2 separate regions of the Homo sapiens genome follow, and region 1 is linked to region 2. A link is a contact called in ENCODE Hi-C or POLR2A ChIA-PET data. All regions are on one chromosome and are shown on one strand. Each heading gives the region's core, a stretch centred on a gene start or an enhancer-like site at or near the end of the contact. The rest is flanking DNA. Distances are from core to core; before and after follow the strand shown. Region 1 has its middle 270 kb from the start of IGFBP3. Region 2 has its middle 370 kb from the start of IGFBP3.

What was found. A loop is a pair of places that touch in the nucleus more often than their neighbours do. ChIA-PET counts read pairs that join two places held with the same protein, here RNA polymerase II (POLR2A). Pooled maps may share reads with other maps.
Region 1: a loop to region 2 is called in a map of PC-9, with 6 times the contacts of the local background. The contact joins two enhancer-like sites. A Hi-C loop is called at or near these places in 1 of 168 maps with a recorded cell type or tissue (PC-9), 6 of 37 single-sample maps with no recorded cell type and 5 of 50 pooled maps. POLR2A ChIA-PET finds 5 or more read pairs at or near these places in 3 of 52 experiments (A673, PC-9 and T-cell).

What each region holds. Positions count from the first base shown.
Region 1 is chr7:46,188,590-46,193,741 of GRCh38, forward strand. No RefSeq gene overlaps it. Among named protein-coding and RNA genes, the nearest start is that of IGFBP3, 270 kb to the left of the region's middle. Within about 2 kb of position 3,267, at least 2 of the 41 ENCODE cell types and tissues checked have a DNase peak (open chromatin) inside an H3K27ac peak, as active enhancers do; they include PC-9, where a contact is called at or near this core.
Region 2 is chr7:46,287,621-46,292,553 of GRCh38, forward strand. No RefSeq gene overlaps it. Among named protein-coding and RNA genes, the nearest start is that of IGFBP3, 370 kb to the left of the region's middle. RefSeq lists an enhancer at 3,378-3,457. Within about 2 kb of position 3,516, at least 8 of the 41 ENCODE cell types and tissues checked have a DNase peak (open chromatin) inside an H3K27ac peak, as active enhancers do; they include PC-9, where a contact is called at or near this core.

The sequences.
Region 1 (5,152 bases), core at 2,017-4,516, 99 kb before region 2:
TTTTTATTTTTTAGTCATTATTAACATTAAAACTAATATGTATAATAGTAAATAAAAGTTAAACTCATCCCAGAAATTCCTTATAATCCCTATATCTTAAAACAACTATTATTATCATCTTTCTCAGATAAGCATATATTTCATACAATTGAGAAGGAGAAGCACACACCAGTTTGTAACCTGTTTTCATCTAAATGATATGGTAGACATTTCTACATAGCTTTTGTAATTCTCTCTTCTGCCAAAGTTGTAGCTAATTCTTCCCAGCAGAGTCCTCACTTCCTCTTCCTGGGGTGTTCCTGTGTTGCAGCACGCATTACCTTGCCTTGTATTTATTTACTTAGAGTGATATTCTCACTAGTCTGAGATTGGGATCTTCTCCAGTGTCGGGACCAGAGCTTTCTCCCATTTCTGTCTATGTTCTACACTCATGAGCTCTTCCATCATTAGGCTTCAAAACAGATGCAACCCCTGGGCACTTAAATCAAACTACCTTAACCTCCGAGCTCAGTGCTTGCAGTCCAGGCCCCTATGGTACTGCATGAAGGAATACACGGCTTGGGGGTCGGGGGACCTGTCTGTCATTTAAAAGAGTCTCATAGCATGTCCTGTTGTTTGAGCAGTGATCATCTTTTTTTGGCGCTTTTACGGTATGACTATATGTAAGCATGTATCCATCCATGTGATGCTAAACAAGATGCAGGCACTTGCTAAAACACAAACATGTACTTTTGAGCAAATGAATGTACTCCAGTTTGATCAAGAAAACATCTGGAGGAAAAGAGGAAATTTAAAAATCATCACAATGTTTAGTCTACTTGTTGCCACACACCCTGATGTGGTCAGATGTGTTTTTCTGTTTGCGTGATTGTTTTGGCACAATGGAGCTGAACTTGGAGGGACACTCTGCTGTGGCTGTTGTCTTCAGCCTCACCGTGTTGCCTATCCTGGGCATCTTCAGCATGGAACTGACATGCTTTTCTCTGTGCTGGGCTGACCTTCACCGAGGGCTGCCCCTGCCTTCCTCCTATCAGAAGAAGGTGAAGGGGAGAAAGACACTCTGCCCTACTGGCCAAGCCCCATGCCCAGTGCCTGATATTCACAGCCAACACTACTCCCCAATTGAAGCATTGTTGTTACTTAACTTTTAATCTGTCTATATTCATTGTGGAATAGGTCAATTTCGGATTTCATATAGATTCAACGAGTGGCCATTTGCCTTTTCCTCTTAAATGAAGAAAGAATTTTAATAAGTAGGAATATTTTATTGGGAGCAAGGGCAAACCTAACTAACTTGTGTCATATACAGAAACTACAGAGAGACAAGACACCTGCCTCCCACCAAGGGTCCTGTGTTTCCCCAGTCACTCCTGAGCTAAAAAGGAAGCCAGCTGTATCCAGAAGCACAAAGGAGTCTGATGCTAGACACCGTTAACGTGCTCTTTCCTTCAGCTGATGTGCTTCAGCTCCCCTAGTCTTCTGGGAACCTTTGAAAATATCCAGCTTCTTGAATTCCCACCTCAGACATCACCTCATCCAGAAAGTCATTCCCGACAGTCTGTCAGAAAGAATTCAAACCTCTTCTTCCTCTGTACCTCTGCACCAAGTCCGCTTAGCTCGCTCTGGTTTTTCATAGACTCTATTAATATGCAGCATATTATGACATTTACTTATTTGTTTTACTTATTATGTATTACCCTCTCCCAGAAAATAAGTTTTAAGAATAAATCTTTTTTTTTTTTTTTTTTTTTTTGAGATGCAGTCTCACTCTGTTGCCCAGGCTGGAGTGTAGTGGCACAACCTCAGCTTACCACAATCTCCATCTCCTGGGTTCATGCAATTCTCATGCCTCAGCCTCCCGAGTAGCTGGGAATACAGGCATGTGCCACCATGCCTGGCTAATTTTTGTATTTTTAGTAGAGACGGGGTTTCGCCATGTTGGCCAGGCTGGTCTCAAACTCCTGTCCTGAAGTGATCCACCCTCCTTAGCCTTCTAAAGTGCTGAGATTACAGGTGTGAGCCATCATGCTTGGCCAAGAAATCTATGTTTTTGTTGCTATTGGTTTATTGATGAATTACAAGTATCCAGAGTAGTGCTGGGCACATAGTAGGTGATCAAAACTATCTGTGTAGTGAACACATCTACCATCACATCCATATGGATCAATTCTGTGATTATTGATTGACATGCTTATCACCTGAAAGGCAGTGAAAGCTATGTGAGGACAGAGGCTGTGTTTTATTCATTGCTCTACATAGAGCAGAAACTGCAGTACTGGGCACAAACTAGTGTTGATGAACATTCCAAAGATAAGTGAAAAATCAGAGTACTGTGCAAATCTGTGCAAATCAGAGTACTGATTTTTTTTTTAACAGCATGCCTGAAGGGACCAGGTAAACAATAACAACAGCTCAGTAACTTGCAGGGAACACAGCACCTCCTGAGTTTCTCAAACCATGGACAGGGGAGAGAGACTCCTCTTGGTACCTGGAAGCTGTTGAAGAAGGGCCCCTTACTGTGGACGTCTGCCCACCCAACCAAATTCTCAAGAGAAGATATGAGTTGCCGCTGGTGTCCTGGGATACCATTCCTCCCTTTCACCATTGCTGAGTTGTAAGGCAAACCTTACTCTACACACACCACAAGGCACAACACTCTCCGCTCAAGTCTCTGTCTCATAGAGTGTTCAGTGACAATCAATAATGTAGCTTCCTCCCAGCCACTGGAGATTTACTTTCCGGAGAGGGTGATGCCTTATATCAGACAGAAAGGGTACCACAATCACCTGGAGAGGGCAATGGTCTACATCAGAGACCAAGGGCACCCAGTCACCTGGGGAGAGTAATGGTTTGCCTCAGAGACCAAGGGTACACACCTCTTCTAGAGGGAGTGATGCCTTGCATTCAAGACCAGGAGCCTCCACCTCACCTGAGAACAGACTCTCCACCCCCATCCTATACCTACTGAATCAGCATCTGCAGTTAACAAGGCCCTGGGGGTTTATATACCCACTGAAGTTGAGGTGCAAACCAGTTTAATGCAAGCTGTACCATGCGACGCCTCTCACTGCTTCATCAGTTCAAACTAGCTAACATCCAGGTTCACTTTTATCAAGTTAAAGACTTCTCTTCGCTGTCAGGCGTGTACTTGGAAACATATGCATTGACATGTGGAAAACACAAAAACAACATTGACAGGGACACATAGGTGGCCGTGCAGGTATAAAGGAAACAATTCAAATGAGATCAGTACTTGGAGTCACATTCCATACAAACCATAGAGCAGGGGTATTCTTTGTAATAGGGAGCGGTGAGTGAGTTATACGTTTCTAGGATGGGCTAGGGAAAAATACTTTCCTCTGTTTCAGTCAGGAGAAAAGGATGTGGATGTGGATTCCAAGTAGTTGAATAATTTGCCTGAAAGAATTGTGGTTGCAATCATCTAAACGAAAGGCTTAGGGTAAAATGTACACCCATCTAAATATAAAAATTCCTGGGTCTCATTGCAGACCTACTAAATTAACATCACCATAGGTGGCCTAGGAATTGGTATTTCTATGCAGTATTTCTGTGATTTTAATGTGCAGACTGGTATAGGAAGCTGTAGTGAATTCTTATAATTTTGTGTGGCTTCAACATCCACTTTGAATATAGGTTTAACTTCCTTGTCACCCTTGACATGGTGCCTAGTTCTTTACCTGCTCCCAGTTCCTGAGCATGGTTGACCTGGACATCTGCCCTATAAATCATCCCCTGCTGACCACTTTCCTATGAGACAGCTGGATACAACCTACTTGACTTACCTCACTGACTCCCACCCCCAGCATGGATCTCACAGATGTGCCACAGTGATCATGTCTCAGTTGCAGCATGACTGCACGGAGCTGATGCCTGCTGGCTCTAATCAATTAGAACTCCCCTTGGGAAGCCTGCTGGGATAATGCCTTGGACTCCAATGAACACTTTGGCCCGTAGGTCCCTTGTTCTCTCTCTTGTTCCCCATCCACTGTTTGAACGTTTGTTTCCCTGTTGGCTCCTCCTTTCCCACTGGCCCTGTGAAGCATGCTGCCTTCTTCTCTCTGGGATCTGTAAGAAACTGCTTCTGTGATTTCATGGATTTTGTTGAGTTGCCTCCTCTTTCTCATCTGATCCATAGACCAGAGAATAACTTCTCTCCTGGGCAGGGCTTTCCTAGACATTGGCTATCTTAGTAGGAATAAACTGAACACAGGTGAGACATGATCCACAAGGGCAGTAAAAATCAGTTTCTGTGAAAGTGATAGCTGGTCACAAGTGACACTTAGGTATCAGCCCATCCACAAGGATAAAGAAGTATCTTATGAGAGGCACACTGCAAACATCTATCACCAAATTCCTGAATCAGGGAAGTGCTAGAGTTTATCGCACTCATGTGAGAGAGACCTGAAGACTAAATTAGAAAGAAAGAAAGAAAAAAACAACACACACACAACAGAAGCACAAATACAGTCTCCCAGTTTGGCACCCACCCTTTGAGTGAGGTACCTGTATGACAACACAGTCAAGAACTTGGGCAGCCACTGTTTTCAAAGTGCTGGTGACTTTCCAGGCAGCCTGCTACATCCTCCTTTAGCAGTGCTTTCAAATGTCATGCAAAGTTACAACTTGTCACCTTTATTTTCCCCAGATTAATAACGTCCTACCATTTAACACCGTCAGAACAATTCACATTCCACCTTCTTCTCTGCTTCATAGTTGTGTATAAAGTTGCTTCCTTTCTCCACTAGAAAATGGGCCAAATTGAAAAATAATTAAAAAAGGAAACTTTTAATTTCAGAATTAGTTTATATTACAGAAAGTTTGCAAAGAGAGTTCTTATATATTTCACACCCATTTGCCCCATTATCAGCATCATATATAAAACCACACCATATATATATTCATATATTTATATATATTCATATATATATGAATTCATATATATAAATTCATATAGATATAAATATATGAATATATATGAATTCATATACAAATATTTTTATATATGATTTCATATATATTCATATATTTATATATGAATTCATATATATTCATATATTTATATAAGAATTCATATATATATTCATATATTTATATATATGAAATCATATATATAGGGCATGTTTATTTGTTA
Region 2 (4,933 bases), core at 2,266-4,765:
CATGAGATCCACTTTTTTAGCGTGGACATATGAATGAAAACATGTGATATTTGCCTTTCTGTGTTTGGCTTCTGAGAACATGTGATATTTGTCTTTCTGTGTTTGGCTTCTGAGAATATGTGATATTTGTCTTTCTGTGTTTGGCTTCTTTTACTTAATATAATGACCTTCAGCTCCATTCATATTGTTGCAAATGACAGAAGTACAATACTGCAAACCTGTAGTCTCAGCTAACTTGGGAGGTTGAGGTGATGATCAGGAGTTGGTGCCCAGGAGTTAGTGTCTAGCCTGGGCAACATAAGGAGATTCTATCTTCTAAAAAAAAATTCACAGAAAGACATGTATCCCATCTCCTGACCCATAATATGGATTTTTAGTGTATGAACTAGTTTCAATGTGTTTGCTCCTCAGGTGGGTGTATGAGTACCTCCCTACTCCAAGCTTTCATCTTCCCACTGTCTGCTTCTTTAAAATGCCACCATCTGAGGGAAGGACTCCATGCAGTTTGCAGCTCCTTACTCATTTAAAACCCAGCTGCAAAAGTCTAAATTAGGAAGGTCAGATCCATAGTCTTTACAAATGGCCTGAAATCATGACGTAGCAAAAATCACTTCTAAATCTTAATAGTGCTCTGTTCCTTTCTGTAACCTCCTTTCTGTGTGCGTGCAAGGCACCACAGGATTAAATGTTTGGATGTTGTTAGAGCAGCAAAATAAAACTAATTATTTCTGCAGTGACATTTTGGCTTGTATGAACATGAACATGAAAAAGCTATCTTTTATGCATTTCTCAACTGAGACATTAGAATCCTTTATATTCAGCGATTTCTGTTTCAACAAAAAGCAAAGGGGCAGGTATAGTGGTGCACGCTTATAATTTCAGAATTTTGGAAGGTCAAGGTGGGAGGATTGCTTGAGACCAGGATTTTGAGACCAACCTGGGCAACATAGTGAGACCCTGTTTCTACAAAAAACAAAGTAAAAATATTAGCTAGGCATGGTGGCACACGCCTGTAGTCCCAGCTACTCAGAAGGTTGAGGTGGGAGGATCGCTTGAGCCCAGGTGGTCAAGGCTGCAGTCAGCCATGGTAGAGCCATTGCACTCCACCCTTGGCAACAGAGCCAGACTCTGTATTAAAAAAAAAAAAAAAAAAGTTGAAATTGCAACATGAGAATGTGAAGGAACAATTTGCTAGTCTTTTTCTTTCTATAGCATGCCTTTTCTCTAAGGTGGTCAGCCAACCAGCCATTGACAGTACTTAAGTGACAGATACCAGCTCAACTCTGCATCGGGCAAGGAACAAGATAGAGGATAGTTCTCACCACCCTTCCAAGTGACAGTGATGACTTAACAACCACCAGTGGAAAAGTCATGTTTAATAATATCTATTTTAGAATTTAGAAAATTGAAGCTCTGAGAGTTTAACTAACTTGCTCCTAGTCATGCAGTAAAAATGACAGAGCTGGGTCATGAACTCACTTAATATGGTCGAAATCTAGTGCCTGAAAAGAGAGCATACCAAAATGATTGAGCTTATTTTCACTCGGCATTTTTTAAAAATGGATTTATATCTGGGTAGTAGAAAGAACTTGTGGAATCAATACACCAAGATTTGAGGCCTTCTGTGGACTATTTGCTGAATGGGGAAATTCATTTCTCTGTTCTGTGCTTTTGCTTTATTATAAAAAGTAATCTTTTTTTTTTTTTTTTTCCAGACACGGTCTGGCACTGTCACCCAGGCTAGAGTGCAGTGGCGCAATCTCAGCTCACTGCAACCTCCACCTCCCAGGTTCAAGCAGTTCTTCTGCCTCAGCTTCCCAAGTAGCTGGGATTACCGGCACCTGCCACCACACCTAACTAATTTTTGTATTTTTAGTACAGATGGGCCATGCTCGCCATGCTGGCCACGGTAGTCTCGAACTCCCAACCTCAGGCGATCTGCCCGCCTCAGCCTCCCAAAGTGCTGGGATTACAGGTGTAAACCACCGCGCCTGGCCAATAATCTTTAAATATACTCCAAACAATATAGCTAGGGGTGTAACTTATGTGTTAGGCAACCAAAGAAGATTTTTTCTTTTTTAACATTTCTGTCTTGTATATGCCAAATTATTTTCAGTAATAGGCATGAAATAATCAGTCATCATTATTATTTTCTAGATTCATCCTTTAATGATGAAATAAGTTTTCAAAAGGATAAATGTCATTTAAAAATCCATTCTTCAAATTCAGTGAAATATTTCATATAGGAACTTACTTTAATATTAAATATAAAAATATTTAATATAGACATTTGTTCTTCCTCAACAAGGAGGTCACACCTCCCAGACTGTGCTCCAGGTTGACAGGGCCAGAGGAAGACTGAGATTGCTTCTCTACCCTGACGGTCACTGTGTCATCATTGCTGATTAGAACGTCCTGCTTGAAACTCAGGAATGTGTTGTACCCCAGGGTTTGGGCACACAGATTGCACTAAAATGGAACCCAAAGGATTTCTATGCCTTACAAATGTATTCTAGAAGTGAGCAGTTGTAGCTGAATCCTCCAGCTATGTAGCTGGGAGCAGTGATTTAGGTCATAGGCCAACAACATCTTTTTGGGGTAAAGGAGCATTTTATCACTGGTGTTGTTTAGAATCTCTGGCAAACACTGGTGATGAAAACCAGGCTGATTTTTATAGGGTTTTATGATTGTCTTTAAGTTTTCTGCAGACAATGTACCCCTCACTGCCTGCACCCAGAATGGGGGGCATGCCCACTGCCCTGCCATTGGTACAACGTTGCACAGAATTCCACTTTTGTATGATTTCATTGTGCTAAATGCCTGTGTTGCTGGAGACCTTTTAGGTCAGCTTTATTGCAACATGCAATCATTATACCTCAGCCCCTGTCTGGGAAGCTTTAGAGAGGAGGGTTCAGGAGTGAGGCTTGGGCTCCTGAGCCCATTGCTTTAAGTGGTGTTGACATGTTTGATAAGGTGTGCACCAGACCCCCTCCTTCTGGGTCAGCAGTAGCCTCCAGTGCTGGCACTAAAGAAGACTTGCAAATGAATATCCCTCTTCACAGAGAAGGGTCCACATTAAATGTGTAACTAGGAGGAAGTAGATCCTTTATTCAGCCCCTAGATCTGAAAGTGCTGCTGACCAGAGGGAAGACCCCTGCCTGCCTTTCTTCCAGTGGTGGTTCAGATTCAACAAGCAGGAACTGAGTGTTGACTTTCTGCACTTATCTGTTAACCAAGGTTTTATAACCTCTAAAGAGGAAGGAACTGGTATTTAGTGAATACCTACCCTGTTGCATGGGGACTATAATTCCCCCTTTTTTAAGAGACTAAGTTGAGGCTTTGGTTTTCAGGGCTACCTGGTTAAGAATAGAAATCTCCCAGATGTCCAGACACCAGGACTGGGTGCCACTGAGATGGCTCAGCTGGGACACACAGTCAGCACACTAAACCCAAAGCTGTCCCTGGAAACGGCCCCACTTGCTTCAGGGCATGGTGCAAAACGTTGATTTAATCTGAGAAGCTGCTCTCTGGCTTTAGGCCAGAGGAGCCACCCACCCAGCCAGAGAGGAGCCTGGCCACCATTACTCAGACCTCTCCTTTCTGGAGAGGGAGTGCACAGCTGGCTCTGTCAGGCGTGGCTCGCAGGCCTGCGGAGTCATTCTGATCCCATTACCTGCATTGCCCACATTACTCCAGAGGCCCCTGATCTCAGCCCACAACTCTGGGCAAATACATGCATCTCACCTGCACAACATCTCTCAAGGAGGCTGTGAAAGGGTTTTTTGTCTCTTGTGTGTTGATGGATGGGTGATGAAACAAGAATACCCAGGGAATGATTGATCATAATTCTTGGTCACCTGAAAGTTGATCTTATTCCTTAGTAGACTGGATTCTACTGGGTAAGGACATCGTGTAGCTCTGTGCCTTGATTTTCTAGAAAAAGAAAGCAAAACAAAACCCAAAACACAAATAAAACAATGATCAAACCGAATTAATGAATTAGTTACTTATTCCTTAAATGTGTCATTTGAGAATCCTGAGCCCATTTTGATCTGGTCTAGGATAAATAGTCATCCCTCTTACCTGTCCATCTACTTAACAAAACTGGCGGGTTACGTGCAGTGTTATTTTTAATGATTCATACTAAAACTTGATGTGTGAGAGCAATATACTAATAGTTTCAGGGAACACTGACTCAGCCACAGTCAAAGCCCTTGGGGTTTGAAATCTAAAAATAAGAAGCATGCTTTAAGAGTAAATTCCTTGATACAAAGAACAAGCTGTTTCTTAGTTCAGCATCTGGGATTACCCAGCCTTTGCTGTAAAGAAACATTCGTTTCCCCAGTAAACAGGGGCTCCCTTGGCCTCTGTCAACAGAACTCTTAACCTGGAGCCCTTGGGACCAGCAAAAACAGGCCATAAACCCCACACTTCACATGACTTTTGCCAATCCATCCCAGAACTGCCAGTTCAGGAAAGGAAGAATGAGGAAGCTGCTGTTTGGTCCCTGGCTTCCTTTTTCCTTTGTATTTGTTACTGTTGTGGTGTTTATTTATAACAGTACCTATTTTATTCCTATTTGAGTTTGAAATTTGGGCTGGAAATCAAAAATTTAAAAGCCTCCATAGTGAATAGATCAAAGATGTACTTTTCATTCCTTCTGATATCTCAATTGCTACAGACAAGAAAACACACATAAAAATACTTCTATTCTGCACAGAAATAGCCTCAAATTTAAGTATTGGAGAAAAAAAAAACAGCCACATGCACTCAGAAGGTTAGATGTGGCCAACTTTACTTACAGATTATGTTCATTTCTAAATGGTTCAGTTATAAAGTTATACTGACAGCGGCTGGGGGTCCTGGAAATTCTCTAACAGCCAACTGTTGGGTCTTGCTTAAGATGCATTTGGGAAAAGGATCTGTTCTCTGG